Linked DNA regions of Mus musculus: all the other regions are linked to region 4. Evidence: chromatin loops called from intact Hi-C (ENCODE). Cell type or tissue: left cerebral cortex. All regions are shown on one strand. Links, peaks and the distances in the headings refer to the core of each region. The heading gives the core; the rest is flanking DNA. Region 1 overlaps Unc5d (unc-5 netrin receptor D). Region 2 has its middle 250 kb from the start of Gm39153. Region 3 overlaps Unc5d (unc-5 netrin receptor D). Region 4 has its middle 15 kb from the start of Gm26795.

Region 1 (8,007 bases), core at 1,096-6,095, 66 kb after region 4:
TACAGAAACATGAAATACCTGTGAGACAGGGATATTCAGTAAACTGCTGTATTCCCATGGCCTACTATAGTGTACCCTTTCATATTTATTGTGTACATAATAAATATTATTTTAAAATAAGCTTGCAGGCTGAGCAAAGAAGAAAGAAAACAGAAGGCACAATTAAATGGTGAAATGAGTTTCCTTGTTTGCCTAGATTTTAAAGGACATTAGGAGGAAATAACTACAGAGGGCCGTTAGAGCTGAAAATATACACAAAAGCTTGCATACTTTTCATTGGTGGTAAATAGATGGCTCACTTGGCGTTTTTGTATCCTTTTACTTATAAACTTGCCAAGAACATACACACATTGATAATCTTGACTAAAGTGTTTGGAATTTTAGGTTAATGATGTTAGGAGAAGAAATGGTCCTCTGGTCCCGCATATTTTAGCAAAATCATTCAACTCTGGGATAGAAGGAGTGAAGGGGCATGTGGCCATCACTTGGAAGTTTGCGTGAGGATTTCTCACCAGATGGTAAAAATAACTAAATTATGACTTATTTATGCATCAATAGTCAATGTGATATTTTCATTTTACTATAAATGAAAATGCCTTTACTAGAAACAAAAATGCTCTTTCTAACTCAATTCTTGTTCAGGGATATTGATGATGCTGATTTTGAAGATGGGGAAGCCATGTCTCAGAGTATAAGTGATTTATCTGAGACCGAAGCCCAGAGACCAGAGTATCTCATTTGCCTGGGCGGCATTGTATTTATGGCTGGATTTCTACCATTCTCGGGAAGGAAGGGACACACTGGATTTGGCTCCAAGCTTAGTGAGAGCAGGATTATTTGACAAGTTATTTAATTGTTTCTAAAGATGCCTCCAGCCTTTTGGTTTTAAAGTAGTCGTTGTGAGGTTTAGCAAAGTATTGACAACCCCTTGTCAGTTCTAAGGATAAATTCTAATGAGTCATAGGGAAATGCAATCAAACATTCACAGGCAAGAAGCAAAATGCTAACGCTGTTGGTATGGACTTAAATGTTCAGATGTATGAAGTTCAGTGATTTGCAAGAAAATGGGTAACTAGATAAGGAAACAAAATACTGAAAGGAATATGGATTATCTTCAATTAAATAATTCAGAGTGAAAGATGTAGTTTCTCTTTTGTATCTCTTTAGCAAACACTGAAATCTCTGAATTGAATTTTGAGCTGTTACTCAATGTGCTAAGAAGCTGATAAATATCCAAAAAAGGTTAGTAGCCTTTGCTGAGTGATTACATGGTATATTAACATAACTTCATTTTTCTTAGTTTCCCTACTTGTAAACTAGTCCTAGTAATGATGGTGGCTTCATGTGATCACAAGAGGGTTAAAGTTATAAATCCTTGTGAAAGGCCAAACATGTGGAAGGTATTTACACAATCACTGATTGTACTCTGAGAGGAAGACTCATCCTGAAAACACCTCTGTAAATTAGCTTTTCCCCGCATAGCAAAGCACAGAATCACCTCCTATTAACAAAACCATGAAGTCTGGGACATGCTAATCTAAGAAACAGCATAGGCTATACTAATTAAAAGCACAAACATCATGGTAGCCTCTTATGAATGAAATTCTCATTAATATGTTTATGAATGATGTTTTTTGGGGTGCTTTTCCATCTTTATTTTGTCTGAAAAATTCTGACAGGGAAATGAAAACCATGATACAAATTCTCCAACACTTCCTGTAACTTTTATACTAGTTGTGATTTGATTTTGTAACCTTTCATATCAAGGAGTGGATTCTATTTTCCTAAATATGTGTGTGTGTGTGTGTGTGTGTGTGTGTGTGTGTGTGTGTGTGTGTGTGCTGATTTTGTGAGGCCACTGAGAAATACCTGAGTTTCAAAAGACTTGGTGAGCTTGGCTCAGATTATGAAGATCCAAAATGTATTAATAATAATAATAATAATAAATGGTGGCTATTTCCAGCAACAAATAATGAAATTTGTTATACAATGTTATATATAAAGCATCAATAATAAATCATATCTAAATCTTAGTTCAGTGGTAACTTGTGTCATTTCTGTAACATGCAACATATAGTGTTTCTCTCCCTCAATATTCTGTGCTTACCAATTTTGTGGTATATGCTATTTGATGCTATGTGATCTCTTGACTTGAGAGTCAGTGAGTCAATGGACTTTGAGTCAATATTACTCAATATCTTTCAAGGGCATCATTTTTGGATGTCCTGTTTATAATGGAAAAGTCTGGCAGATGATGTGCTCAGCCAGATCTTCATCATTCGGTTTATGCACACATCCAATTTTGGGGTCTTTGGTTATCTGAAAACCAGGAAGCATTCAGCTTCTTGTCAGAGCACTGATTGCATGCCAGAATCCTATATTTTAAATGTTGTTTTAATGATATATATGATTTAAATATGTATTTGTCTCACCAGTGGCCTCTCTAAAGCCATTCAATGGTCACATAATAAATTTTTTTTTCACAGTCAGAACTAGATGAGGACAGCTGGCTAGATTCCCATGTGTGTTTGCCTAGGTACATGTGTGTAAGTGGGTATGTGCAAATGTGTGTGTGTGTGTGTGTGTGTGTGTGTGTGTGTGTGTGTGTAGGCCAGAGGACCTTGGGTGTGGTTCCTCAGTCATCAGCTGGGATAATTACTATTACACCTTTTTTGGGCGGGTCCTGGAAACTGCACTCAGGTTCTCATGCTTGCAAGGCCAACCAAACCATTAACACAGTCCTCATTGTCAGCACTGATCATTTTCTTTGGGCTCATCAAACTCAACAGAATTATCCCTTCTTAAAAGTAATGAATTTCTTGGCAAATGCCATGGATCCAGAGAATAGCAGACTCAATGGCCAAGGTCACACATCCAGAGAATGGCAGGCTCAATTACCATCCAAACCAGTCTGGTGTTAGACTCTTTCAGATAACTATTCTTCAAAGTGTTTCTCGTGTAAGATGGAGATGAACCTTATTTTTCTTTGGAAGTCGCTTGTAGGACTAAGGGTTTTACCCATTTCTTTTTGTTCACTTATCAAACTGTGAAGAATGAAAAATTCTATAATAACTCTCCTCTAAACGAAACAGAAACATTACATATGATGCCTATTATCAAATGCTACATGCTGGAAGTACTAAGTATATTTTTTGAGTGAATGAGTAAGCTTCCATCATAATCAAATCTTCACAATATTGGCTGTACAGGAAAAGCCCACACTAACTGAGTCAATTCAGGAAGGAAATCGCTCCACATACACATGTGTATACACACACACATTGCTTTGACACAAACTCCAAGTTGGCTCTGAAGTAGTGGGCAATCGTCATGCTTCAGTTTTCTAAGACTAAGATTAGAAGTATGTGCGCACACACCTGCCTGCTGCCTGGAAATTTGTATGCAAATGTTGTAATTAATTTTTAATTAATTATAACTTTAACCTTATCTGGATTTATCTTATCTGAATCTCCATGCTATTTGTACCAGTCCTCTAGTTAAAATTTGTTTTGGCCAACTCAGATTAGATTCATTTGTTTTAACTGTGCAGAAAAAAAAAAAAAACCTGAAAATTTGGCTTGGTTTTGCCTTTTTAGCACTAATTTCCCCAGTTTATGTTAGGTGAAACCACCTCCTCTTTTTTTTTTTTTTTTTCTGTAGCTTAGACACTTTAAATCAGCTTTCAATCTCTATCCAAGTCTCACAATCGTCAGAGAGGACCTTTGGAGCAACTTATAGACATAGTGTGAAAACCTGCCCTGTGCCCACCCACCAGTTCCATCAGATGGTGGAGGAGGGAGGATTACATGGTCCAAAATGTTTAGGCATATGTTTCCATTTCCAAGATTCACTGCACACACCACGGTAACCTGTGCATCAGGTTGTGCGGAAGAGAATGGTGCTTCTTTGTATTTTTCGGCCTCACAAATGAAACTAGTATGACAACCAAACCTATTATACTCGCATGAAAATAATATTTTGGTTATTTTTTACTGGCATGTGTGTGTGTGGTGTGTGTGTGTGTGTGAATAGCTTTGGGGAAACTACTGGTTTAAATTTTTTTTATCGTCACAAATTACTTTAAATAAGTTAGAAAATATTTTTGAGTAGACCATGTTATTTCAGCTTAGTTCAACCCTCTAAATTTTCATTATTAAATGCCTGGGTAATTGTCATATTTTAAATACCATTAAAAGAGAATCAGCCAAATGTGGTTGGAATGCCTAACATTATATATATTTTCCTGTTATCTTTTCATAAATATTCTATGTAATGTCTGTTTTTCTATGGCAAGGCAGAGACTATCTTTTTCAAGGTTTTTTTTTTTAATTATGTGTATATATCCACAGCTGTCTGTATATAACCTGTATGTGGGTACCCTTGGCGGGCAGAACAGTGAGTTACACATCCCATAGACCTGGAGTTATAGGCAGTTGTGATTTAATTGTCATGGATGTTGAAAACAGAACTTAGGTCCTCTGGAACATCCTCAAGTACACGTAATCATAGAGACATCTTTCCAGCCTACAGAGTGTGTTCTCTGCTATATAAAAGTAATTTGAGGGATATGAAAAAGGATTTTTAATTATGGTAAGGGTGCGATTCCCTTGGAATTTCTAAACCTATATTCTTAAAAAAGACTACGATTCCCATGGAGTACCTGTGGTGGTTTGAATATAAATGGCCTCCATAGACTCAAATGTATAAATGCTTGGACCATAGGGACTGTTAGGAGGTATGGCCTTAGTAGTTTGTTGGAGGAAGTATGTCACTGGGCTGGGGGTTGTGTTGGGGGTAGACTTTGATGTCTTATAAGCTCAAGTCTCACCAGTATGTTAGTCTCTGTCTGTTGCCTGTGGATCAAGATGTATAACTCTCAACTCCTTCTGCAGCACTATGTCTTCCTGTTTGCCACCATATTTCCCACCACAATGATAATGGACTAAACCTCTGAAACTGTAAGCTAATCCCAATGAAATCTTTTCCTTTATAAGAGTTGCTGCGGTCATGGTATCTTTTCTCAGCAAGAAAACCCTAAGCTGTATCCCTAAGAAAGGGGTGTGTATACACAGACATATGTGTGCAAGTATGTATTTAGGTGGCCTGGAATTCCTTGAAAAAAAATATTTGTTTTTAACATCTCCCAGTGTTTTACTGAGACCAAAGAAAGAAGTGAGTTTCATTACATTTAAAGGATTTGAAAGCTGTCCTCGGGAGAATAGCCTAACACCTGCCAGAATATGATAGAACAGAGTCCTCACTGAGATTTCAAATTCCCACTCATGGATCATATCCTAAAATGTCAAGAAAAGACTCTTTATTCATAAATAACTGGTAAGCAGTAATTTATGCCTGTACATTTATCTCGAAAAGTCAATAACCATCCATTTTGGTTTTTTTGCAAACTCTACATAAAACATCCAAACGGGCCATTTTGTTCAGTACAATATAACATAGCTGTTTGGCATTACCAAATATATATGTATATATATTTATAGATATGTACATGTGCTGAAAAAAGAAGCCGGTGCATCCTTGCTAAGGAGTCCATCCAAGTATTTACTGTACAACATTCAGAATTTACACTGATAATACAAGGCACAAAAAGTGTGGTATGAAGCCAAGGCCATGCTTCGCTTAGACCCTCTCCTGTGGCTTGCTCACTCCTTCAGCTTCATGTCCGAGTTAGTGTTCAGCTCTGCTTAAAATGTTATTTCATATTTTTTTTGGCTTTGAACACATCAAATGAACATTGAGAGTGGTATGGGTTTGAAAAAACTAAATGAATCATTTGAAAGAACACCCCCATGTACCTTCCCAAAATAAACAGAACAAAATGAAATAGGTTTGAAACTCTCCTTTATAGGAGGAGGGAAATATATCACCCATATTTCCAAGTTTGGGCTTAGGAAAATGAGTCAGCACTTCTCTACCTGTCCATGCTGACAATACTTCTAGGTCATGATTTATTGGAGTGTCTGTACCAATCAGACCTGGTTACGAAGAACAGAAATTCTGTTCTTCATGTGGTGTAGAGAAGGAGACAGCCGTTTCCCTGATAGTGGAATTTTGACACTTGGGTATTTCCCTGTTATCGAGAAGTTTTCTATGGGAGCAGGAAGCATCTAGGAGAGGCCCTTGTTGGGGGCTTCTGTTCTCAGCTTTTCTCCCAGGAAGCCCTGGTGGGTGTGTCCTGGTTATTCTCCATCTTTCCACTCCCCATGCTTGGCAACAAAGGAACATTAGAATTGCTGTCTCCACATTTGAGCAGAATGCTTGTGTTTTGGGAAAGGGTCTTGTGGCATGACATTTGGCTTATTCCCTTTAAATATCATGCATTCATCAGAACTCTAGTTGGTTCATTACTGACTAGAAATGTATCCAATTTTAAGGTTATTGTACAACTTTCCCAATTCTGGAATTTCGGTCTGAATCATTTCTTTTCTTTTCTTTCTTCTTCTTTTTTTTTTTTAATGAGTCAGATAAATTTGAAACAAAGGGGCATATTCATTATACCCATGCCTTTAGTGAAAGTATTTGACACATATTTCTATTCCCAAAAAGAAAGTCATTAGCAGGTTCTCTGATATATAATAGAATCAAATGGTGGAACTTTGTGGAAAAAAGATATAACTCCTGCTGAAGTTAATACTGATAAGGGGCAGGGAGCTTAGGCCTGTCGAGGATGCTTCCTGCCTTTTTTTTTTTTTAATCTTTGGGTTCAGATACATGGTTCAGATACATGGTAGGTTCGAAGACATGAAGTTGCAACGTTACTGTCTTAGGCCCACTTCGTGAGGACACCCCAAATCCATGATCTTCACAGCAAAAGGAAAAAAAAAAAGCAATGAGGAGCTGCCTCAAAAACCACAATTATTCTATGCAAGATAAACTTCCTACTTCTGATCACAGTACTACACACTAGTGACTAATAGCCAGGCCTGGCGCCATCCCCTTTGATTCTCAGGGAAAAAAAATTACAGCATATAAATTGCCATTTCAGTTTTGTTGGTGACCCTGTAATGGGGATGTGAGGAGTCCACAGTAGACACTGGCTCTCCTAGAGTTGCTTCTGGAAAAGACACCACATGCTGTCAATACAGCCAAACAGCTTTGTCACCGCAGCTAGTGAAAGAGTTTGGAAAAGAAACACAAAATATGCAACACATCTAAGATTAGTAACAGTTTCACTTTTGTGACATTTGACAAAATACAGTTTTGCTTGTTGTAGTTCAGAAAAACTCTATGCGGACAAAAACAGTGGCAACTATTGAAACGGTGGCCATTCAAGTCTTGGCCCAAAGCATCAATGTTCAAATACAGCTCTATGACAATGAACACCAAAGGGCTAATAAAATGTGGTCACCATCGGTAAGCCCACGCTTTTGTTCTTGCAGGTGCTGTGACTGTCACCTGTAGTCCAGGCTTTGGGAGTTACTAAGTGTTCAGGTTCTGCAATGCTTCATGAGCAATAGAATGAAAATGGGCCGCGCAGTAGGCCAGAGAGGCACGTTTTTCAGCTCCTTCCTCATTTCTGCTGGAATAAAGACCTCAGAGAGTGTTGCCTTAGCATGCCTGATAGCTCTATCATTCAACACATTTACAGAGGCCAGGCAGACCAAGAAACTGAAAATATCTGAAAGGAAAAATCTAAAACAGAAACATATCCAAAGATGTTGTTAACATTCTGAAAGTCACAGGTAAATTCGGTCAAAATGTATAAAACCATTCACGCCATTTTAATTTTCTAGCTTTGCTTTTCATGTTTGATATTTAGAGGGTTTTTTTGTTTGTTTGTTTTTTGTTTGTTTGTTTGTTTGTTTTGTCCAGGAAACAAAATCACTGTAATAAATATTTTACTCCAAAGAGAACCCTGTGTGATTGGACTTAATAGTCCTTCTCATAGCCAAATGAATGAAGAGGAAGAAGAAAAAAAAATACCAGGACCACAGCAGTTGGAGATAAAAATAAGAGAAAAGTTCCTCTCTTTAAAGGAAACTATCTCAA
Region 2 (8,007 bases), core at 1,832-6,831, 430 kb before region 4:
ATAACAAGGAAAATTCTGTTGTATTTCACATACCAGAATGCACCAGTCTCTGAAGTCAATTCTGTAGACAGTACTCCAAAGTATTTCTTACTACACACAGTTCATCCTCATGAATCAAAGCTCCACACTTGCTCTGGGGTCAGGCTCTCTGCATGAGCTGAGTGAGTAGTAGTGCCTGCAGCACTTATCAGAACTACACATGGCTTGGCATTAGACCAAATTTTCCAACACGTCCTTGTTCAAAGTCATGGGGGAGATTATCTTCACTTTTCATCTCTACAATGTCACTTCTCCTTTATTCCCGATAGTCACCACAGTTTACTCCTCTTGTGACTCTTCCTTCAACTTGCTGAAGAATCACTACCTCTGAACTCCATTAGAAATAGAACATGCTCCTATATTATTCATGAGTCTTCTCTGTGGTTCAAATAAGTCACTTATTCATTTATTACCATTCAGGAGATGCTTAATTGTTATAAACCAAAGAAATATTTACCCCAAGAATTGACAGCCACAATGTATCTACTAAATTAGTTTGGTTTAACATACTGTATTATGACCATAACAATCACTACCACCACCACCACCACCACCATTGTCTTAGTCAGGGTTTCTATTCCTGCACAAACATCATGACCAAGAAGCAAGTTGGGGAGGAAAGGGTTTATTCAGCTTATACTTCCACACTGCCGTAAATCACCAAAGGAAGTCAGGACTGGAACTCAGGCAGGTCAGGAAGCAAGAGCTGATGCAGAAGCCATGGAGGGATGTTCCTTACTGGCTTGCTTCCCCTGGCTTGCTCAGCCTGCTCTCTTATAGAACCCAAGACTATCAGCCCAGAGATGGTCCCACCCACAAGGGGCCTTTCCCCCTTGATCACTAATTGAGAAAATGCCTTACAGCTGGATCTCATGGAGGCATTTCCTCAACTGAAGCTCCTTTCTCTGTGATAACTCCAGCTGTGTCAAGCTGACACACAAACCAGTCAGTACAGTCATCATTGTGGCATTACCTCTTATTCTTTATAAACCATACAAATCTGACTAAGCTCTTCATGGCCAATGTCTACCCACCTATTTTTAGAATAAAAATGATTGGCAAGATTGGATAAGACGATTTACAAATACAGCTCTAATGACTTCAGTGGAAACTTGACTGGTGACCAAGTCTATTATAATGATTATTAAAATTCCGACATGGAGTCATCATCATGATCAGTTCACCCAGAAACACATTTTCTGAGCATCTGTTGTGTACAGTGCACATAACTTAGTGCTCTGAATGTTCCAGTGATAAACAAGCCCCGGTGCTCCTCACTTTGAAGTTTACAGTGCAAAGCTGACACCTTCCATTAACTAGCCAATAAAAAATGCTGAGAAAATTCTGGCTGAATAGAATAAAGACCATGATGAAGAGATAAGCAATTTGCTTTGGCTAGAAAGAGAAAGGGGTGGTTAATTATGTCAGTGGAATCTCATAGATGGTCTGCAAGGGCATTAGGAGAAAATAATTATTAAAGTAGAAAGGATGGAAGAAGGCATAGGAACAGCCTGAACATACACTGTCTTCTGGAAATTCATTATGGAATTTATCTTCACTGGAGTTGCTATAATGATGTCAAGTGATCAAAACAATGAATTATAAAGACATAAGCTTATTTCACTTTTTTTATTCGGTTTCAATTTTGAGGTAGCATTAATCATGGCAGAAAAAGCAAAGCTGCCCATAAGGAACGAAAGGTACCTTATCAGTTACAAAGTTTAAACTTGTGGAAAATTTTAAATTTGTGCTAAGAGGAATTTCTTGGAGCCACAAACCGGACTGCGCCCAATCCCTTGCAAGTCAAGTCAATAGCATGACGTGACAGACCAATCTGTGCTATCTGTGACATAGAAGCCTGCTCACCACAGTGGCTTCCTCTCAGTCATTTCCCATACAACCGTTGTCTTTCCAATTCACAGGCTCCTATGCCGTAGATGTTCTGCTGTGGATTTCATCCATCTGTCTTGAAGGAGTGTCTGCTTTTTTTTTCGTTATTTCCCCTCTTCCCTTCACACCTGTCTATTTGTTGACCTTAAAAATTGTCTCTTTGGGAGGATTCCAGATACCCCTTTGTGGAATAAGTATGCTAAGCAACACCTGCCTAGATTATCCAGGTGCTAAAAGGTAGGGTGGCTTTTGTAATGCTTAGTTTATTGGTATGAATTGCCCTCCAGGCTGTGTAATCCTTCTAGCTCAGGTCTGTCTGTTATTGTTATTATTTGCTGAGTGGTATGGAAATAGTAAGCACATCGCTCCTACTCCTCACTCTGTGCTTCGCTCACAACAGACCACAATAATCCACCCCATTACTCCATACTGAGCCTTTTCTCAAAATCCTTCTCATCCTCATTCTCCAGGAGGAGGTTGTCAATCATTCAGCAGTGGCACACAAATCCTTGTGTCATTTGCCATTAATAGGTTCTAAATCCTCAATGAATAATGAATGGAACAAGGATCGTCTCTTGTTTCCCCCATGCCACACAGGAAGCTAGTGTAATTGGTGTGTGCTAAGGTCTGGCCATCTTGCTGAAACGCCTGGATAGCAGTTGATATAGTTCCTGTAGGAAATCTATAGTGCCTCATTTACGCCAGCTGTGAACACATTCAGAAGAGTTCTGGTATGTGTCTAGCTGGATTGTTAGCTCCTTTTGAACTTTAGCTATTTGACTCCTAATTATAGGTTCTAATTTTCTTACAAACATATTAACTTGTTTGCCATAAGTTTCTCTGAGTATTGTCATGCATGTCTTTAGTGCCAAGACTGGAGAGGCTGCAGCATATAGATCTCTGTGAGACTCTGCCAAGCCAGGGCTACATGGTGAGACCCTGACTCAAAGAAACAGCGAATAAAACAGGTCAGTTTCTAGCCTGATGGTTTCTATACCTGAAGATGCTAAGTCAGTCATCAGCCACCACCCCGTCCTGTGGCCTCCCTAACTAGTTGATCACATGTAGACACAGATGGGTCAGCTCAGTGTCAAAGACATAAAGAGGATGGCAGAGCTGACCATGCAGAATATGTAGATGCAGATCTGTTGAACGCAAGTCGCAGCATCATTTGAACTATTGGGTGGGGTGGGTTCATTCCTCTCTGTTTTCCAATCACACTTCCTACCGAGTTTTCTATGACTGCCCCCTACGAAGTCACAAATGGCAGTGGCTCCTTTCACTACACACACTCCATTCTACTGGACTATGTCCCCTCTTTACTTAACCCTTCATCAACACTTCACGTGTAATTTTCCATTCATGACACTGTATATGTCCCCAATATAATCTCTATCTGCTTGTCACTTATCATTTCTATGTGCTCCTTGTCACATCTAATGTCATCCTTCATCCCATATGTTGATGATCTGTCCTGCCACAGATGATAGCTCACTGTGAGTGCTGCAATCAGAACCAAATCTAAGAAATAACTAGCCCCAGAATATAAGCTATAAGAAGTAAGGGGGTTAAATTAGCCCAGAAACTCTACTTTCCAGTCACCACTTCCCATTTCTAGTGAGCTAAGGCAGAGATATGAAAATTTCCTGACATAGGATGGTATGTCTGAGATAATGGGACAGAAAAAAAAAATTGTATACTGCCAAGAGGAAAGCATTCATACGTTCATTCTCCAGCAGGTGTCTCTTCAGGCTCAGTCATTTCTAGCTGCTGGAAAAGGCCAGCCCCAAGGAGGAAGAGCTCAATGCAGAGGAAATCTCCCTGCTGTCAGCAAGGCTGGCCTTGTTATATACCAGAGCAGGGAAGACAGACACAGCTTCAAAAGCACTCTTCACTGCATGCAAAATGAACACAGTCTAAGCAAACGAATGCCTTTTGGAAACCACGACTCATGAATGATAATCATCAGATTTCTGGTTTTCTCTTAAATTTTCATTTCCATCTCAAGCTAAAACAGATCTCTGTGTGCATTCTCCCGGCTGCTTTGGCACACAGGTGTGTACTGCTACCGTTTGTCGTTGTGACAGAATAGCTGACTGAAGCAACTTAAGGGAGGAAAGGCATTTCATTCACAATCTCACGAGCTATCAGTCCATCCTACGGAAGCTGGCACGGTAGCTGGGGTGGCTCTATCCATGGCAGTGGAAGCTTGTCCCCTGACCTGTTCACATTCTGGTGGGTCAGAAATCAGAGTCCAGATAGCACCAGGAGCGGGTGTAACACTCAAGACCCACTGCCAGGGTACCCACTCCTGCAATCTCAGCCACACGGTACCATAAACCATTGAAACAGTGCCAGCAGTCGGACACTAACAGTTCAACCACGTGTGCTGAATGACTCATGGGGAATACTTCAGGCTCAAACGCACTGGGGTGTCTAATTGGGGTAGTCTCTTTGAACCCATGATTTGGAGCCACTTAGAGTAAACCACAGTCTAGAGTACTGAATAAAACGTGTCCAGAAGAAAACGACTCATACATTTTAAACTGAAAGCGATTCTGAAGAGCATGGTGAAATTTCACTCAGGATATGAGTCATCTCCTTGTGATGTCTACAGCTATAAACTCATGGTAAGCAGTTTCTTGCTATCACCTTGGCTATCAGATCCACTATTGCTGTATCACAGAGCTTCTGTGGAAAGGACCCTTATTTTGCTTAATAATGGCCCCAAAGTGCCAGAGGGATGCAGGGAACAAAGTACTTCTTTTTAAAGTGTTAAAGTAACAGTTCACCTAACAAGAGATTTGTCTCAGGTGGATAAATATAATATTGATGCTCACCTTTTACAGTGTGTAATTTATGAATTAAGTCTTATCACAACTATGTTTCTATATGGGAAACCAACATATTCTATAGTGAGGTTTTAGGTATCTACTGGGAAATGTGGAGAATCTTTGTGACAAGGGAGAGGTATCATATTCTTAGATATTTGTCAAGGAGCAGTCCTGGCCTGGACAAAGGTTCTGAGAGAAGGGGTCTCTGAGAATGGCAAAAAGAATGATTGGAAGTCAAATCCTGGATTCAAGCTGACAACTTGTGTCCCGCTTGATACAGCTTTTCCAGTCTGCTTCTCTGTATGTTCTGCTTTCTCTATGGAGGTCTCTCTGACTATATTCTGCTTGCTTGCTATTCCAAGAGATCTCTCTATCCATGTCCTGCTTGCTTGTATTTGTGCGTGCGTGCATGTGTGTGAATCTGTGTGTCTGTGTCTGTCTGCTTGTGTTTGGTCTGTGTGTCTGTGTTTCTGTCTCTGTCAGTTCTACAACAGCTCTCTCTTTTTATCCTAAAAAATTCTCTGGATAGCTCATCTGCAGAACACAGATCGAGCCTATATTTTACACATCAATCCAGTTATTTACTTCAGTTTTCCTTTTGATTATCTTATGAATCAACATCTTGTGACCCCCCCCCCCCAACCCTTTGATTCTCAGGAGACAGAAAGCATATGTTTTTTCTTAATATTGTAAAAAAAAAAAAAAATTCAGAGATCTGTCTGCATTTGTTAAGCACAAAGGGTAAACTAGTTGTGTGGGACCCTGACCTGAAATACCATTCCTATAACACCTGGGCTTAACCTTGCTGTGCTCTAGTCTGACCTTGAACTCAGGAATCTGCTTGCCTTTATGTCTTCCTGACAAGCTGGCTCATATAGTCTAGCTGCTTTTGTTCCTTTAGATTCCTGAAACCCCTCATAATTCATATTTCATCCTTATATTTTGTATAGTTGAGAAATTATATATTTTTGAACTCATGTTTTGAGCTCTTTCCCTAGCCTTGAGGGTTGTCCTGCAGGTCCTGCATTTACCATTTTTTGGAGATATAACCACAGCCCGACTTCTGCTGTTTCTAATTCTCATGGATCCATTAATGTTAACAGGGAGGACATTCCTCAGAGGATGTGCTATATATATATTATTATACAAACAAGCCGTATACCCACAGCAGCTATCAACACTTGTGCAGGCTCACACCAGGACCTTGCCCCAAAGACAGGAACCATGTCACTCTGTCCCCACCAGGGTCATGCTGGGCTCAGCAAATATTACTTTATTGGAGCCTTTGTATTTGAAATGAACCCAGATCACTGGTGATAGCCTAGGCTGATGACTTGTGGTTCTTCTCCATAGTTGCAGTTGGAATGCTAAACATTCATGAACTTTGACCAACATTGTCACATGGAAGGGCCATTAATTAGAGCCACCAAGAATGACTTTGTGGGTTCAGCAAACTGGGAACACTACCCACATGCCCCCACACTGTCTTTTTTGGAGCTAGCCCAGTAGAAGAAACAGTAGCAAGTAGCTAAATAGACATAGGATTTCAGCAAAAGAATTTGTCAGGAATAGACCTTCTTGTCATGAAACTCATTCATGTATAACACATTATTGTTTCTTTTTCATTTTTTTCTGGACTTGTAACAGCATCGGTCTCTTAGCATTGGGTGAGGGTTTTGTGCATGCCTACTGCCTTACTAATGATCTATGCATGAGATCAAGTGCTGCTTTGTGCTGGGTGCTGTACATCTTTTATAGATGATATTACTTGAATGGAAGGAAGGAGAAAGCATTTCTGGTCATAAATTCACCCATTCTGATTACCTTTAACCCATGGGATCTGATGAGCTTGCCCATTAGTGTGCTGTCTATGACCCAATGGTCAGACTTAATGGGCCATTCTGGTATGAGTATGGAAGGGCAAATATACTCACAAAGATTTGGACATTAAAGATTTTGGTCATGGGGGTCTTAAGGTATCATAAGAAATCTGTTGGAAAAAGGACTGGAGGTCATTTGTGACATATTCTGGCAAAGAATTTGGCTTGGTTATCCACTGAAATTTTGAGTAAGATTGAATTCAAGATAAATTTATGAAGTTGCTTGGACAGAGGTAATTTCAACCAAGCAGAGTATCCAGACTGTAGCATGGTTAGTGAAAGAGCAGAAAGACATGAAAAACCCATGGTTTGTTGAAGAAGGGAATGTAAACCAGTTAGTTGGAAGTTGCAGACATTTGGGTGTGGAGAAATCAGCTGTAATGCTTAAAGAGATTAGCAGCATTAAAGATAAAGTCAGTGCAGGGTACTGAGACACTGCTCTGTTCTGGGGGCAGTGGGACAATTCTCCCATACTGAGACCACAGGAAGGATGCTCTGAGAGTGACTTCTCGACTTTCAGTGGCCCCACCTTGTGAAAATGGAAGTTCATGATAAAGGACAGCTTCCGAACTGAAAATTCAGCCTCAAGGATTTGCAAAACAACTGAAGAGGTTCAGTTGCCAAGGTACAAAGTAGTCACTACATTTAGAGAGATGTGGGTCAGACTACATCTCATGCTAGCAGCAGAATTTGTCATTATCCGCTTGGTCCTATATTTGTGGACATGTAAAATGTAACAGTTGTGATGTAAGGAAGTTTCTATCAGGGCTCCAGGAAGCCAACAAGACCAGACAATGTGTGGCAGTGTAAGAATCACAGAAAAGGGGATGGGAGATGCCATTTGGTGAAGATGAAATATAAAAGGAAAGCTTAGCCTGCAGTGGAGATGCTGGGATATTGGAGATACCAAGGCTAGAGGATGTCTAATGTTAGAGGCTGTGTGCTCTGCAGATGGCCAAACTAGAGGCACAGGCTGGCCAAGCACATTGGAAGAGCCAGGTAATGACACTGAGAGACCTGGATACCAAGCATGGTATACAGGATTAGTTGTTAGCCTAATCATTTTTTGCTATGCCTTACTAGTTTTTGGAAAGGGAGTATTTATTCTCATAGGTTTTTTTTCCAATGTTTTCAACTCCACCCTTACCTTTACCCTGATCTATTCCTTCTCTCCAGCACCACTTAATTTAGAACTTTAACCTGGCTATGTTGTATTCCAGCTATAGCCAGCTATCTGTTTCTCCTTATCTGACTACACTAGTAGTCAGTCCTATGGTAACAAAAAGGTGGCATTGGGCATTGGAATGGAAGTATGCCACATGTTTTTGTTTTGCTTTAACAGAAGGGCCAACAGTTGAGAGTCT
Region 3 (8,007 bases), core at 1,726-6,725, 290 kb after region 4:
ATTTATTAAAGTCCTTCTTGATGTCCTCTACCATCATCATGAGATATGCTTTTAAATCTAGGTCTAGGTTCTCAGGTGTGTTGGGGTTCCCTGGACTGGGCGAAGTGGGTGTGCTGGGTTCTGGTGATGGTGAGTGGTCTTGGTTCCTGTTAGTAAGATTCCTCCGTTTACCTTTCGCCATCTGGTAATCTCTGGAGTTAGTAGTTATAGTTGACTCTGTTTAGAGATTGTTCTTCTGGTGATTCTGTTACCGTCTCTCAGCAGACCTGGGAGACAGATTCTCTCCTCTGAGTTTCAGTGCTCAGAGCACTCTCTGCTGGCAAGCTCTCTTACAGGGAAGGTGCGCAGATATCTTGTATTTGGACCTCCTCCTGGCCGAAGAAGAAGGCCCAAAACAGGACCTTTCTCAGACACTGTGTTGCTTTGGCAGTTCCCAGGTGGTACAGACTCTCACCTAAGCAGACTAAATTCCTAAGTTCCTTGGAGTCCCGGGACCAAGATGGCGACCGCTGCTGCTGTGGCTTAGGTCGCCTCCCCAGCCGGGCGGGCACCTGTCCTCCGGTCCGGAAGGTGGCCGGCTGTCCCCGGCCCACACAGGGTGCTGCCTCAGCGCCTCTGTGCTTCTGCCTGTTCCAGAAGCTGTCAGGTTCTCTGGCGCACCCTCTCACCTGTTCAGACTAATTTCCTAAGTTCGGCGGGTCCCGGACCAAGATGGCGACCGCTGCTGCTGTGGCTTAGGCCGCCTCCCCAGCTGGGTGGGCACCTGTCCTCCGGTCCGGAAGGTGGCCGGCTGTCCCCGGCCCACACAGGGTGCTGCCTCAGCGCCTCTGTGCTTCTGCCTGTTCCAGAGGCTGTCAGGTTCTCTGGGTAATAGTTTTCTATTAAATTCTTCTCATAATTACTTAAGTATCATAAAATATACTTAAGTAAGGGCAGTGAAGGGAGACATGGTACTATATTAAAGAATTCCACAAGTCTGAATCTAATATATATATATATATATATATATATATATATATATATATATATATATATATGTGTGTGTGTGTGTGTGTGTGTGTGTGTGTGTGTGTGTGTGTGTGTGTATAATACTAGAATTAAATAATTCCTGTTGCCAGTGAACCCACAGATCTAGCTATCTGCATGGGTTTGTGGTAACTTTTGTAAAGAAGCTTGCTATAAGATCAGTTGTATAAACATTCAGGACATATAGTTGACTTGTACAGTTATATATGTTTCTTTGCTTTTGTAGCAATTTTCAAGTGAATTCCTACTTACTAAGAATATACTTACTTCAGAATATACTTCCACAGGGTAGGTTGGCTTTAGCCCTATTCCATATTTCCTTATCATATGGAAGCATGCAACCTGGGTAAGCAAGTACAAAAATACCTAATGATGTGAATCTCAGAACACTTCCCATGGTTCAGTGGGGCAAGATCATAGAGATATAAACACAGAAAGAGTGGCAACAGTAAGCTGTATCAGTGTTAACCTGAAGACTCTCAGTACATGGCTGAAGGAAATTCTAGGCACTATGATGTAACCTCAGTTAAGGTCTACCATTATGTCAAACATTTGCTTGAGTTGTGCCTTCATGTTGGCCTTGCTCTCCATTTAGCTTGATGACCTAGAACCTCTGTTCACCTTCAGAGTGCTGGGATTATAGGATGTTTGTGGAGTGCAGAGGTTCAAATGTAGGATCTCCTGAATGCTAAGTAAGCACTCTACCAATGAACTGACTCCACTTACTCTTGATATCATCGTTTAATTTGTAAGCAACCTGTCTGCCATCTTACCTAGATATCTAACGTAAGTATATAGTCTCAAATGTCACTGTCAGATGTATGTCCTTTTCTTCTCCATGTATAGTGCACGAGGCGATTCTATAGCAGGAACATTGCTCCACCATTGGTCATGTCTGGTTCCAGGCTCTAGAGTCATTTGTCACCTTAATACTTAGACCTTAATACCTAGATGCTGCTGCTGGCTTTATAGTAAAAACAGCACTCTTTAAATCCTGTATGATAGAATTTGAGGGTATCCATAGGCTTCCAAGGCCAGTTATTTCACTTAAAAAAAAAACCCAATTACTACATATATGGCCTGAGTTTTCAGAGTTGGCTCACAGGTGTTATGCTCCATATAATTTCACATGCTTCAAAAGACTGATTTTCCTGGTCCAAACTTTTATCTTTTAAACACCAAACTTTGCTCACTGTACACTAGGGCTCAGAAAGCATGCTCCCAGATCTGCTTCTGTAAGTCTCCATGGCACATCTGTGCAAACATGACACTCATTAGCACTGGGCTTGACAAGCAAACAGCATTTGCATGGTTTCAGGTAGATACAACTGCACCCCACAGTGTGCAGCCTCGCTACTGGACTGCAGCTGTACTTTAGCAAACATACATTCCTTGACTAGATGATTTTATGCAGCTTACAATATGATTACGAAACTAAGCCTCTCACATCCTTCAGTAGTATCTTATATCTTATAGATTAATGTATGGTTATGGGAAATGATTGATCTTTAGAAGAAAGCTAGCTTATTGCCTTTCTTAACTTTAGGGGACATTTTGCTGTAAAAAGAGAAATTAAGGCTTTAAACTTGTGTGCATTTCATACAAGGTATTGAAGACTGTTTCCCACAATGTAGGAGTATGTGGACAGAGAATATTGGACCAGAGCAGACAGTGTAAACAGTTGAGGTCACATATGTAATACATGGTGTAACATGATTGTAATGTTTCATCTCTTCTATTCCCTTTTGGCCTCTGCTTACTGCACTGCTGACAGTATGCAGTCATCTCCAGATAAGGGAAGCCAAAGATGACTCTTCCATGTTCTTATTAGCCATAGACTCACAAGAAAGTCAGACAGCTGGACATCATCACAATGAACAATGAACAGATGCCTTTTTCTGAAGAGGAGTTAAGCTTTACATGAATAGCATTGCTGTTCAAGACGTACCCACTACAAAGGTGACAATAAGATCTGCTTGTGACTTGGAAGTCAAAACAGTGAAGGTAATAACGGTGGAACCTTGAGGCAGTTCAAAAATATAAAAAGATAGATGGGAGGTGGTGGCTCATGCCTTTAATCCCAGCACTTGGGAGGCAGTGGCAGGAGGATTTCTGAGTTCGAGGCCATCCTGTTCTATAGAGTGAGTTCCAAGACAGCCAGGGCTACACAGAGAAACCCTGTCTCGAAAAAAGAAAAAAAAAAACTATATCTATCTATCTCTCTGTATCTATCTACATATAGAATGAATTCACAGGTAATTTCAAAATAATTGTGATTACAAATATCATGATAACAGTCCTAAAAAAATTCTGTGGGAAGACAGAAATGGAAACTTGAATCCATAAAATTTGGAAGCTGGATACCAGAGTAGGCTCTTGGATGTCCAAATTAGTCTAAGAGGCTGTTGAGGTCAGTGGGGTGAACAGATTTGTTATGCTGGTGTCTATGTATAAGGCAACAAGTAGGATAATCCTTCAATAGGGGCATAACGTACGAATAAAGAGTCAGAGACAGGGAGATGGACCTATGCATGTTCTCTGGGACAATAATGAACACAGGCAAAGTACAGACAGGGAAAGCAGCCTATACCTCTGAGCCTAAGAATTTATACCCAAGCATCTAAGACAGTGGTTCTTAACCCTCCTAATGCAGTTCCTTATGTTGTCGTGACCCCCCAACCATAAAATCACTTTCCTTGATCCTTTATGAATGAAATTTTGGTAATGTTATAAATCACAATATAAATATCTGTGTTCACTGAAGGTCTTAGGTGACCCATCTGAAAAGGTCACTTGACCCCCCACAAAGAGGCTGTGAACCACAGGTTGAGAATCTAAGTGGTGCTCATTCACTCACTCACTCACTCACTCACTCACTCACTCACTCACTCACTCAGGTGGAGCGCAGCACACCTGTAAGGACGTCATGGGGCAAGGCAGGCAAAAGAGGTTACTCCTGAAAATTTTACAGTATACGAACATTTATTTATCCCCATATTTAATGTTGCTAGCAGGAGGCAGAGGCCCCAGCAGTTCCCAGCATATGAAATTATTTACTGAAGCCAGGAAGCTGCGCTGCACAATAGAGACAACTGAATAGTTTTTTTTTTCTTTTCTGATTTTTCAAAAGGAAACCACCTCCAAAAGAAAAATAAAATAATCCTGTTTCACTCCAGCATGCAAGTATAGAGCACCCTGTGGCTGTAAATGAGATTTTTCTAATTTCTTCATTCCTTGCCACAATTGCATAGATATTTTAGAAGCATCTCAAATAAACATCATATTTACATTTTATTCAGCATGTCTCAAATTATGCCCCTTTTTAAAAAAAAATCAACAAAATAGTGATTTCCTACTGTGTATTCTTCCAAATGTCCAACTTGCTAGAACAGGCTCAATTATAGGACAGGGATAGTTCCTTCTCAGTACAAAATTAGGTAAAGTAGCCAAGTGTCAAGAAGGGTTTCCTTGACTAAGAGTTTAATGCTACAGGCACAACACCTTATAAGCAGATGAAGGAGAGAAAGAAAAACAGAGAATAAAAGAGAGGGCTAAGCTGCCAAATGTTCACCCATGAAAATAAACAACTAGGAATGATTGAGTATTCCTGGTTTTGACAATAGTCCAGCAGCAGATGCCACAGCACGACGTATCTTCCAGCCCAAGTGAAGCAGACGGATGAGGGAGGGCCTGTGGGAGTTGTTCCCTGGAGACAGGCTTCTGCCAGCTTGGTGGGGGTCAATGTAGGCTGCTTTTATTTACCTATTTTTACCTTCCTAAACTCACTTTGGTAACTAGGTCTCTGCTATTTCCAGCCCCCTGTAGTTGGTGGCCAGCCAATTTCTCCCTGTTCATGCCTTAGTGTGATTAAGGGGGATCTTAGTGAAGGCGGATGACAAGCACACTGGCTCCCAATAAGAAGCGTACACACAGTAGAACTTGACCATGAGGCGGTTCAGGTTCACAACTGACTTAGAAATGAAAGAGGAAAACAACTGCCATTTCCCTCAAGAAAGTACTCAAATGCACATAAAGGTTTCTATTTTGATTCTCCCGTTTCTATTTAACAGAGGGCAACTCACAGGGCTTAGCAGTAAGAATACGCAAGGGAATACAATGGGCAGACAGATGGGGCTCTGTTCCACTTTGGTAATGGCTAGATGACCTTCCCCTTCAGTCACGGTCTTTATCTTTTGGCAACACGTTGAACAAAGCAGGCATAGGAAATCCTAAATGGGGCAAATAGAAATGCCTCAAATAATATTACATAAATTCTCAGGACTGGAGGTACAGGGCGTTCATCAACTAGCAGCTCTCACATTCAGGAAGCTCAATAGAAATTCTCAATTAGAGACCCAATACTAGGCTTCCTGAATTATTTGAACTGAATCTTCAGCATTAGATGAGGACCATGCTGATTGCTGATTGACATGATGGTGCACGGTGGAGTTATGGAAATCTTGTTCCTAGGCAAGATATCCCAATGATATCTGCTTACAGACTCACAAAATCCTTAACCATATTATACAATCACATAGTAGATAGCAAACTAAATAATAAATAATATAAGCATAAATAATTTACAACATTTATCATATTTCCATAGTCTAATCCAGAGTATCATAGAAGACAGTGCTCGGTATCTGTAACTTTTACCTCCAATAGGGTCCACTCTGAGGAACAGATGAATCATAAAAAATAACAGGAGATTTTTCTCAGTGTTGCTTCCTCTTAAAAATCAAACCATCTCTAAGCAGCAGCATCCAGAGAACCTCCTGGTGTTTCGTAGAGATTAGTAACCCTGATCACATCAAGAGGCTCCTGTCAATATGTCCCCCAGCTCGACGTCCCAGTTGCCTTGGCGCTTTTGCCCAATGCAATTTAAAAAATTTTAAATCCTTAATGGCTCATTGGCTCAATGCAGGAAGCATAAGGGGCTCAGATGCTGAAACAGAACGGTTTATTGAATTCTATAAAGATGACAGTAAATTGTAAAGTCCCTTCGGATGATGGTCCTCACGTTCATAAACTGCATTTATCTACCAATGATTATTTAGCACATTAAGATGCCTCTATTACTTAAAAAACAATCTTAAAAAGAAGAAACATTGTAACAATTATATCTAATTTGCCTATTCATTTATTCAGAATGAGGACTATCCTCATGTGCAATGTGCTATTCGTTAGGAAGTACTTACACGCAAAAGTCAGAACTCTTTTCTCTCAGTCTAATAAAAATAGAAAATCATTTTAAACATGTTTTTCCTGCAAGCGAATAAAACATCCAAGTAAGATCCTGAAGGCACCCCCACATACACTTTTGATGCCATTACACTAGTTAAATTTCAATTTACATTTTAATACACATTGGTCCCCAAGTCAAATGCAATATTTAATGACAAATCATGTCTTGGCTTGCATAAATAATTTTAAATAAATTAAAGAGCCTCTAACTTGCTACATGGGAAGAAATTAAAAATATGTTGGAAACACTATTAGAGAACTCATTAAGTGAATTGTATAATACGGGCTATAATGATATTCTAACATTTTTGCTTGAAAAAATATTTATATACAAATGAGCTTATCATATGAAAAGTACAGTTCCTTTAAAATCTTTAGAGAGAATCACAAGATTATTATCAGAAAAGGATCTCAGACGTCTATGAAGGTCAAATGATTAAAGGGAAAGTGACATAATGAAAAATTCCTTTTCCATTATTAATATTTCCTAATCTCTTATTTTATCATGCAGAGAGGGTCAGCACAGTAGAGGCAAACCTAGAAGACTCAGTCAGTAAGCATCAGTGAAGACCAGCCCATGAAACAGTGCAGGAGAGGATCAGGTATGCCACAGGGCATCAGGTCATAGCTGGAGAGTATTCACTGGTGTTGTTAGGTTACATAATTAGTACTCGGGTATATCAGCAATGCTCAGAACAGCTCCAGGAAATAGGTACGGTTTCACATATGGAGATATTAAGACCGAGGAAAATGAGCTATGCTTTCCACCTGTACAAAACTAAGGCGATGCAGAACAGAAATGGAAATGGAGCAGGGATGTGAAGTCTAGGCTCTTCTCTCCTGTCCCGCTACACATGCAAATTAGCAGACTGCACTAGTGGATGGGGTGTGTCAGAAAGGCAAAGCTGACATGTGTGGCAACCATGCATTTGAAAGGACAAAGTGTGTGGAGTATAGTCCACGTGATGAGAGATGAGAACAGGTGGGTGTGAACCAATCTCTGATGGGCTTTGTGAACCAAACATGAGGTTCTGATAGACACATGGCAATCAGGACAACTGAGGGAGACAACCAAAGAGATGGACACAGACTGGGAAACCTGTATTGATAATAGTTCAAAGGATAGGCGACATGGACCTTGGAGAAGGAAGGCTGATGAGTGGGGGTGGGGGTGGGGGTGGAGAATGGAGCTCAGAAGACAGAAATTGAGTGAGCCAGGGTTGAATACTCTCATGCTGTTTCCTCTTCTCTGCTTGAATTGAGCACTACAGATACCCCGCCTTGACTAGGGATCTGGATGGCCTCTGTGAGTCCACATGGGAACACAGAACTGGACTTATTATGGGACAAATGAATGCAAACACACTCCCTCTCCTGGTTGACCTGCTACGTTAACATCATAAAATATTGGTTGGCTAATTTTAATTAACTAAGTAAGTATTGGAAAAAATGTTTCCCAAGGCTCTCACATTGAGTACAGCTTATGAGGTGACCTCTCTTTCCTGGTCTTGGAGGACTCACATGGCGTCCAGGAGAGGCCTCCCAAATCGCCAGTATTATGAAGGTAAAATGCATATTTTAAGAGGGAGATTTTGTTTCTGAAGAAACATAAATGTCTTTGCAAACAGCAATTCACTCCTATTCTTAATCCCTAAGCCACCAACATCTGCTATGGAGAATTCCTCCAGTCCTCAGACAAATCCCTCTTGTCCCATATTCTTTATGACACTCTCAAAA
Region 4 (8,007 bases), core at 1,667-6,666:
TACCTTGTATTTCCAACAGTCATCTGGTCTCTTTGGCAGTCACCACATAAAAGAACAAATGGGAAAGGCCATAAGGCAACATCCCAGGATGCCTTCTGCAATCCTGATGTTTCAGTCATTACCAGGGTCCCTGTGCATAAAGTCATCACTAACAAAAGCTTAGTTACTGAATATAGTACGTTAGCTGAATTCTCTGTGGATTTTCTACAGATTTTACTTTTGCATAGGAGATCCTATGATATCATAAAGGTGCCTGAACTTTGCCATAACAGTGCCTGAAATAGATGGACATGCGCAGAGTCTAGGAGCATAAAAACCATGTGGATGGAATTAGGACAGACTTCTTAAGGTTTGAACCAGTCAGTTTTCACCTCTTACCTCTTTGTGGATGTTCCCTAGTCGAGTAATTTCATTGTGTTGTGTTTTCCTTTATCAAGACAAATAAGCCAGGAAGAATGAACACAAAACTTGAGTGATAAATAACGGAAAGAAAATAGCCTAAGAGTAAATGACAAAAAGCAAGAGTGAAATGTGAATAATTAAGAAATACATCTTTCAAAAGCCAAGTAGAATATCCCTCTCATTCCTGAGAACAGCTAAAGCAGCGTCCTGTGTTCACTGAAAGTCTGTTTTTCCGGTCCTGCTCACAGGACAGAGATTCTGTGCCCACAGGTGACAAACACTAATAAAATAATGCAGTATTGCTAACACTGTGTTTGTGAATTAGCATGTGCCAGCTCTGCCCTTGCATTAAGGCTCAGAGTAGCTCATTCAGGTTTAAAATTTATTGACAGTCAAACACTTAACCTTTGCTCTCTTCCCTGCCCCACATAGACTTGTTTGGTAATTGGACTAGAGGCATCAATACAATGCATGTCTAGACTCTCTTAATGTGTAATTTCTTTGGTGGCTGTTGGCACTTTACATGACATTACAAAGGAATGACACTGTGTGAGTGTTGTAGATAGAGCCTTAACAGAGGAAATATGGCATAAATTTTTCAGAAAAACAGAAGGTAGGTTCTTCTGTATGATTTTTAAAAGGTTTGAGAAGGTCCACTAAAATACATGTTTATTCTTATTTCTGTTGTATGCTAAGCACATTCCCTGAACCCTCCTTCCCCTCCTAATTCCCTAGTGCCACCACAATTTTACTTCTGCTTTCAAAGGTACATGCTTCTGTGTGTCTGCATAAAATCTAAGGTGTACGAATGAGAGAAGATATGTCATATTCATGTTTTGTCTTTCTGAGAATGGCTTAATCTACTTAATTATCTCTACTTGAATCCATTTTCCTTTAAACATATGTTCATTATGCTTTCTATCTGAAAAAAATGTTCCGTTGTGTATTTATGCCACATTTTATTTATTCTTGTCTCTGATTTTGGACACCTAGATTTGTTCTATAGTTTGATGATTGTGAATAGTGGTGCAATAAACATTGATTGTGTGTGTGTGTGTGTGTGTGTGTGTATTTGTGGGTTTGGATAATACATAAAAAGCATTGCAGTGATAAACAATTACCATTAGAGTAAAGTAAGTATATTACTGCCTAAAGAGATTATTGACAGTTGTTCTAACTTATTATTCTCCTGGATGTCAATGACAAAGTAGATGCAACTAATGAGCAAAGGAAGAGAAGAGTGAGAGAAAGCCAACTGAGCTGCATTATAAAATATAATCTATATCACAACAGGAGAACATTAATTTAGAAGAAAATTAGCCAGGTTCTGTTAACAGAATAATGAATGGTTTCAAAGGTTTGCCATATCAAAAAGCCCTAATTGTGTTCATTAATTTCCAGCTCAACATTATTGTGGGAAAACTAAATGTGAACAAAGCAATAATCTACCTCCTATCCTCAGAACCCTGCACAAATGCTTGCTATCCATTACCTTTACCTCAGAACGGCCTGTCTTAATTACTCTGCCAATATGATGAATTCAAGGCTCTGAAGACTATGAATAAATGTGCTGACTTGAAGCAGGATTTTGGGGGCCTCCATGTAGAAATGTGGAGAAAACATACCCATGATTATTATAGATCAAAATAGAGAAAAAATAAAGTGGTGTGTTTGAAATTTTTAGCTCACATAATATTTATTTAAGTCTAGTGAGGCTCACATGTGAATATGAACCCAGGCTCTCATTGAATATAATCTAACAGAATAAAACAGCACAGATGGTAATTTGGAAACACATAGAAGATATATCCCAATGAATGGCTGGTGTTCTCCATTCTCACATTGGTTATTTGTGCTTTATTAATCACTCTTAATATTGATGTCTGTGTTCTAAGGGAAATAAGTTCCTCTGTTGCAATTTTTCATTTTTATTAATATTAGTCCAAACTTCTCCAGTGCCTTTTATTCTGTTAGCTCAAAGCACTTTTCAAACCACTAACGAATGAGCCTCCCTGACATCGCAGCGATTCAGAATGCATCCTACCCATTTTCATGGTGAAATGTTTCATGTCTGGCAGCACAGGCCATTAAAGAGTAGCTACGAGTGTTTAAAAACATATTTCATCATTTGAGAACTTCCCAGCTGGGCTCTTTCTTCATAGGAAAACCTGGAGCATTAAGAAGCTTAATGTAATCACCTATATAGTAATAGCACCAGCTAACTCGGTCTACAGTGCTTCTTTCTGTTCGCCATCTGAGATGATCGACAAGCAATCATTCTATCCAGCATTTCTGACACTCTCAACTGGAGGGCAAAGAAAACGAGTGAGATGACCCTGAACCAGTCTCCTACCCGGAGATATCTCCTCTTTCCTTTCAGGAGTCATGAACTCAAGAAACAAATCACCAAAGAATGAGTTAAGGGACAACATCACTTCTCCAAACTCGGTAACTCCCCAGCAGCAGCTCCCAGGAAGCTGTAAGAGAAAGCAGTGGCCTTGCAGGATTGTAAAGCTTCCGGTCTGTTTAAATTCCACTTGACCTCACTGTAGAACCCCATCCCAAGGGAGGTCTCTGTAACAGAACAAAACCGTTATTGGGTTCTTTTACCTCCCATGCATCTCCTCTCCAATCCCTTTCAACTCCCCAACACTAACTAGGTGAGAAAGGTTAGAAGGATGCGGGTGGGGTAGGGGAGGGCAATAGATCTCTTTAGATATACTTTCTGCTGACTAGGGATGTCGAGTTCCTGGGGGCAAGTAGAATCTTAGTTGGCAGGATATCAGCAACAGCAACCAGCACCCAACAAATGCCAGAACAACAAATGAAAGAGCAGAAACAAGCCAGCAGCAGCAGGGGCCAGCAGCAGCAGGGGCCAGCAGCAGTCATGCCCTCTTGGTGCTGCTCATATACTCGCTCAAGTATTCTCTCCTAGAATTCCAATTGTAAACCATCTTCAGCTGGCAGAATCACACCACTGCCAGAGCATGAGACAAATCAGAGTTAGCTGCTGTGGACAATCTGATGCAGACCCATACCCTACACCTAGGAATAGAACAAAAACATGTCCACATAAAATAACAGGTTTGTTTGTTTGTTTGTTTGTTTGTTTCATTTTAATTTCTCACTCACACAACAAGCTGAAAGGAATGAAGTGAGCCAGTTTGGTCCCACTTTTAACAATCGTATAGTAAGTAAAAGTGCTTCGTGGCTTATAAGTTCCAGAACTTTATTTTTGAGGCTTTTCACCGGGGGTAAACATTTTTATGTTCTATGTCAACCGAACTGGCAATATCAAAACATGTAAAATTACACTATCTTTTAAATTTGCCTTCCACGATTGCCATAATTGAGTTCTACAATCTATGCCATTGACACTACAAAATTATAAAGTATTTTGATTTAAGATTTGTTTTTTTTTTTTTTTTTACTCTTGTGTATCTCAGTGTGTATGTCACATACACATGAGGATGGCCACAGAGGCCAAAAGAGAGTGTCTTATTCCCTGGAGCCAGAGTTATAGGCAGTTTTGAACCACCTGACGTGAGTTCTGAGAACCAAATTCTGGTCCTTTGGAAAAGCTAAAAGTGACCTTAACCACTGAACTGTCTTGTCAGCTCCCAAATAACTAAAAAGAGGCCTATGTCCCAAATGACATAAGTATGGATCCATAAATTTAAAAATGGTGGTGTTCCATAGATAAAAATAGACAAGAACCAGAGGCAAACTCTGTAGAAATTTCAGAGGTCCCATGTTTGCATGCTATGGAGTAGAACAGGAACAACAAAATCTAACAACACACCAGCGTCTTCCAAGATGAAACTGCAAATGGCATTACAGAGTTTTACAGTATTGCGCACAACAATACAAAAATCTTAAATTAGCACCCATTATCATGGTCCAACAGCAGATCAAACACTTCCTCAAGTCAAGCTTAAGCCACCTCCCCCACGGCTCCAGCTACATAAGTAGCAGAGGATGGCCTTATCTGGCATCAATGGAGGGGAGCCCTTGGTCCTGTGGAGGCTCAATGCCCCAGTATAGGGGGAAGCTAAAGTGGAGAAGCAGGAGAGTGTGTGGGTGAGAAAGCACCCTCTTAGAAGAAAGGAGAGGGGGAACCGGGTTGGGGGCGGGGGGGAGGGTAGGGTGGGAACGTTGCGGAGGGGAGACAGGGAAGAGGAATATTTGAAATGTAGGTAATTAAAATAACCAAAAAAAAAAAAATTGCACCTTCGGATGCAAACAAATTCAGAAAGTAGAAACCAACTGATTCAGGTGTCTGAGTTGAGCAAGAGACTGCAGAGACTGAAGTGTGCTCACATCAGCTGACTTCATCAGCATTCAGACAGAGGTAGTTACTCTCCACTAACACCAGATGGCCTTCCTCAGCCTCAGCCAAGCGTTCCCTTAGTTTTTTGTTTTTTTTTTTTTTTTTTTTTCCTCCTGCCATATTAAGGAAGAATGGCAAATACTCAGAATGTTGGAAAACATACCGCATGTGGGTGGATTACACGCATTTTTTAGATAAGCGTGTCGGCCAGCTTTAGAGGTATAGGAGAGCAGACTGCCTGCTTAAGCTCTTTAAACAGCTCAGCGGAGGAGTGTAGGAGGATAATGTCGCACCCCTGGTAATCACGACTTCCTTGGGAAGTAGGAAAATGGATGCTACTCCTTTAACTTGAGTCATGAAGATTGATGAGGCAGACATGGTTAGTAAAAGACAATGAAAGGACACCAACGCATTGGAGGTAGTACAGACCACTCAGACTTTAGACACCTAAAAAAAATAAATAAATAAATCAAATAAAACACAAGATAATGAGGATGCCTGTGCCTTATTTCTCATTTTGCTTGTGAAACTATCCTTCAAAGAAGGGCCAATACTAGACCCACCCACCCCCAAGGAAAATTCTCCTTGAAAATATCCAAATATCCCTGATACATTCTAGATTTTTTTTTAATGGTCAGTGTTATAAAACGAACCAGTGACCTTAGGCATGATAGATGAGTAGTCTACCACTGAGATACACACCTCCAGCCAAATTTCTCAGAGATTGTTACTTCTCTAATGTTCTCCATTTGCTCTGAGGTTTGCCTGTCATATCGTCTGCCGTGTATTCATTTGCGATACTTCACTCGAGGTGGTAAGTTTGTATAGCTGTCACTCAAAAGCAACACAACTAATCAAAGCACATTACGGCACTGAGCCTGGATAACGTTCACTTGCAAAGTGTCCAATTATGCTGTAGCAGAATGAAGATCCAGCCTTGCAGAACCCACAAGATGTGTGCTCCTTGTTAACAGGGAACGTGTCAGGCTTGGGCGTTCCAGATGTTTGCTCACTTGAACTGCACATTTAAAAACAATGTCTCTGATGGCTTTCTGTCACTGACAACGGTTACTGCTTTTAGTTTGGAAGATGTGTGTCACTTTAAAAATAGATGAATTATCCAAAAGAAAAAAAAAAAGTTAAATATAGACTTTTTTTTTGACGGCATTAAATTTGTTCTCCCGGTGTGAATTTTGCCTCTTCACCAAAACAGGCTTTCGGTTTGCCAAGGTCTTTGCCACCTGTATTCATGTGCTTAATGTACTATAACAATAAATGTCATAGTCACCTGTTTCCCCTTATCTGGGGGCCGATCAGTGAGTTTACCTCTCTTAGGTCTAATATCTCCCTCAAGGTTGAGCACATCATATTTTCAACCAGGTAGGGATAAAGAAGGACAAATGAATAAGAAAATAGCAGTACTAAATTAACTTGCTGCTTTTTCCTTTAAACCATGTTTTGTCATTGTTTTGCTTTCTTCTATTGGGTATTTGACAGAATATGGATAAGATGATATCATTAAGGAGACCGGCGTATAGACCATTCCCATCTCCACTTTATGATGATAGAATAGCACTATATATTAATAAGATATCCTACTTTAGTGTTCAAATTGTTGTCATTAGCTAGGCTATGATATTCTCAGCAAGGCTGGACAGTGGCAGCAAGCCACAGCTAGCTTCCAGGCAGCCATACTGTTGCCAGGGAAGGCAGCCAATACTCTGCATGATGCTGTGGTGTTTGGTAGGCTAGGTGTAATAAATACACTTTCACTTTACAAGATCTTAAACTCAGGGTGGGCATGCTGGACCATCATGTCATGGAGTGCTGAGAAGATCTGCCCAACTAAACATAGGCATAACCTCATGCATGCTTACCTTGAACCTCTGGAAATTCTTCTTCAGCCTATCTGATCCACTTGAGCACATATCTCTACTTCCCAAAGATGAGCTCCTGGGCTCCACAAGTGAGATTCCCACCTGTGCTTCCACTCTTCCTGGGAAGCACAAGGATGGTGGAATGGAAATTAGAAAGGAGAAAGATCAATGAGACTCCAGCAGCTGCTTCTTCACTTCGTTTTCTCTACAGGCAAACGTTGCCTTATACCAGGGGTGGGGAGCCTGAGAAGAGTTAGTTCTGTAAGTCACCCAAGATGAGATTTCTGTAGTTTGAGAGAACACAGAAGCTAGGCTTTAGAGTGCCTGTTTATCTCCTTGACACATGGTTTTAGGGTATAGGTCAAAGGAAGAAAAGCTGTCTTGATTTGCTATGGGTGTGCCCTGTATTCTCCTGTGACCCACGATGAATGAGAGCATCCTCTATTCTTTCTAGTATTTAAGAACTGAGTGCATCAGGCCATGGCATATAGTTTCAGAAACTGTTTCTTCATCCCAGTTTCTACCTCACACAGTTTTTTGTTTGTTTGTTTGTTTGTTTGTTTGTTTTTACAAATAGATTTAAAAACTCATCAGTGCCTTCTAAACACAGCATCTTCCCCCCCCCCAACCATCATTTTATGTTTTGTTCCTTCTCTTTTACATCTGTACTTGTGGCTCAACGGGAGAGCCCTAGATGTCATGCACATCAGTAGCACTGCAAAGTAAAATGGAAAAGAGGAAAAGCTTTTATTTGCTTCTGAGCTGTCTATCACCCCATGACTTCTCCTGATTCTCTTTCCTAATCAAAACAACAAGTGTGTTCTCTTTGGGAATTTTTAAAGCACAGATATGAATAACCAAATGCATTAATTTACACTGTGGTGTGGAATTACCAGATACCCCAGTACCTGAACCTTCTGTATTTGGGGGTATGATAAGATCAGGTTCTTTCCTGGTCAGTTTCACTCATTCTTCCCACCAGCAGTGTCAGTGTCCTCTCTCTTGCCTTGATTTGGGCTGAGCAGGGGGCATTGTTGCAGTGCACTTTCTACCTATTATACAGCTATGCAGGGCATCTCAACTTGAATGGTCATGTGATGCTTGCTGAAATGTCGATTTTGGGTACTCATCAACCACAGACATTTCTCTTTCCCTAAGTGCCTGTTCTAGTCCTTTGGTCATTGACTCTGGGCTTGAAGAAAATCTGTCATAGTCCTGACAGAAGTACCTTGGCACCTGCATGTGCAGAATACTATTCCTTTCATCTGACTCTCTTATTTTTCTCCTGTTTATGAAATATATTTTTATGAATAAGTGTTTGCCATTTTAAAGGTATCATTTTATTAATAATTCTCTTTATGCTTAGTACTCTTTTCCCCTTTCTTTAATAAAATTCTC

Evidence for each region. Hi-C counts contacts between places; a loop is a spot of excess contacts. Peaks named below come from ENCODE experiments on the same cell type or tissue, not always from the same donor. Only the 100,000 strongest peaks of a DNase experiment are listed, where the experiment ranks them.
Region 1: it touches region 4 in a loop (4-fold over the local background); 2 of 42 quality-filtered maps call a loop at or near these places.
Region 2: a loop joins it to region 4, with 4 times the contacts of the local background. A loop is called at or near these places in 2 of 42 quality-filtered maps.
Region 3: it touches region 4 in a loop (3-fold over the local background); 2 of 42 quality-filtered maps call a loop at or near these places.

The regions. Positions count from the first base shown.
Region 1 is chr8:28,641,421-28,649,427 of GRCm38, forward strand. Unc5d (unc-5 netrin receptor D) reads right to left here. Exons shown (of 18, transcript NM_153135.3): 18 at 5,297-8,007. Among named protein-coding and RNA genes, the nearest start is that of Gm26795, 52 kb to the left of the region's middle. In left cerebral cortex, for the core only: no CTCF peak of the experiment used is centred there; DNase peaks (open chromatin) are centred at 3,794, 5,261 and 5,733; H3K27ac peaks cover 1,017 bases.
Region 2 is chr8:28,145,062-28,153,068 of GRCm38, forward strand. No RefSeq gene overlaps it. Among named protein-coding and RNA genes, the nearest start is that of Gm39153, 250 kb to the left of the region's middle. In left cerebral cortex, for the core only: a CTCF peak has its summit at 3,675; DNase peaks (open chromatin) are centred at 3,721, 4,327, 4,488 and 5,070; H3K4me3 peaks cover 192 bases; H3K27ac peaks cover 989 bases.
Region 3 is chr8:28,866,615-28,874,621 of GRCm38, forward strand. The region is part of intron 3 of Unc5d (unc-5 netrin receptor D); the gene reads right to left. Among named protein-coding and RNA genes, the nearest start is that of Gm32505, 170 kb to the left of the region's middle. In left cerebral cortex, for the core only: a CTCF peak has its summit at 4,223; DNase peaks (open chromatin) are centred at 4,115 and 4,762; H3K27ac peaks cover 1,944 bases.
Region 4 is chr8:28,574,582-28,582,588 of GRCm38, forward strand. No RefSeq gene overlaps it. Among named protein-coding and RNA genes, the nearest start is that of Gm26795, 15 kb to the right of the region's middle. In left cerebral cortex, for the core only: CTCF peaks have their summits at 4,767 and 4,969; DNase peaks (open chromatin) are centred at 4,909 and 5,550.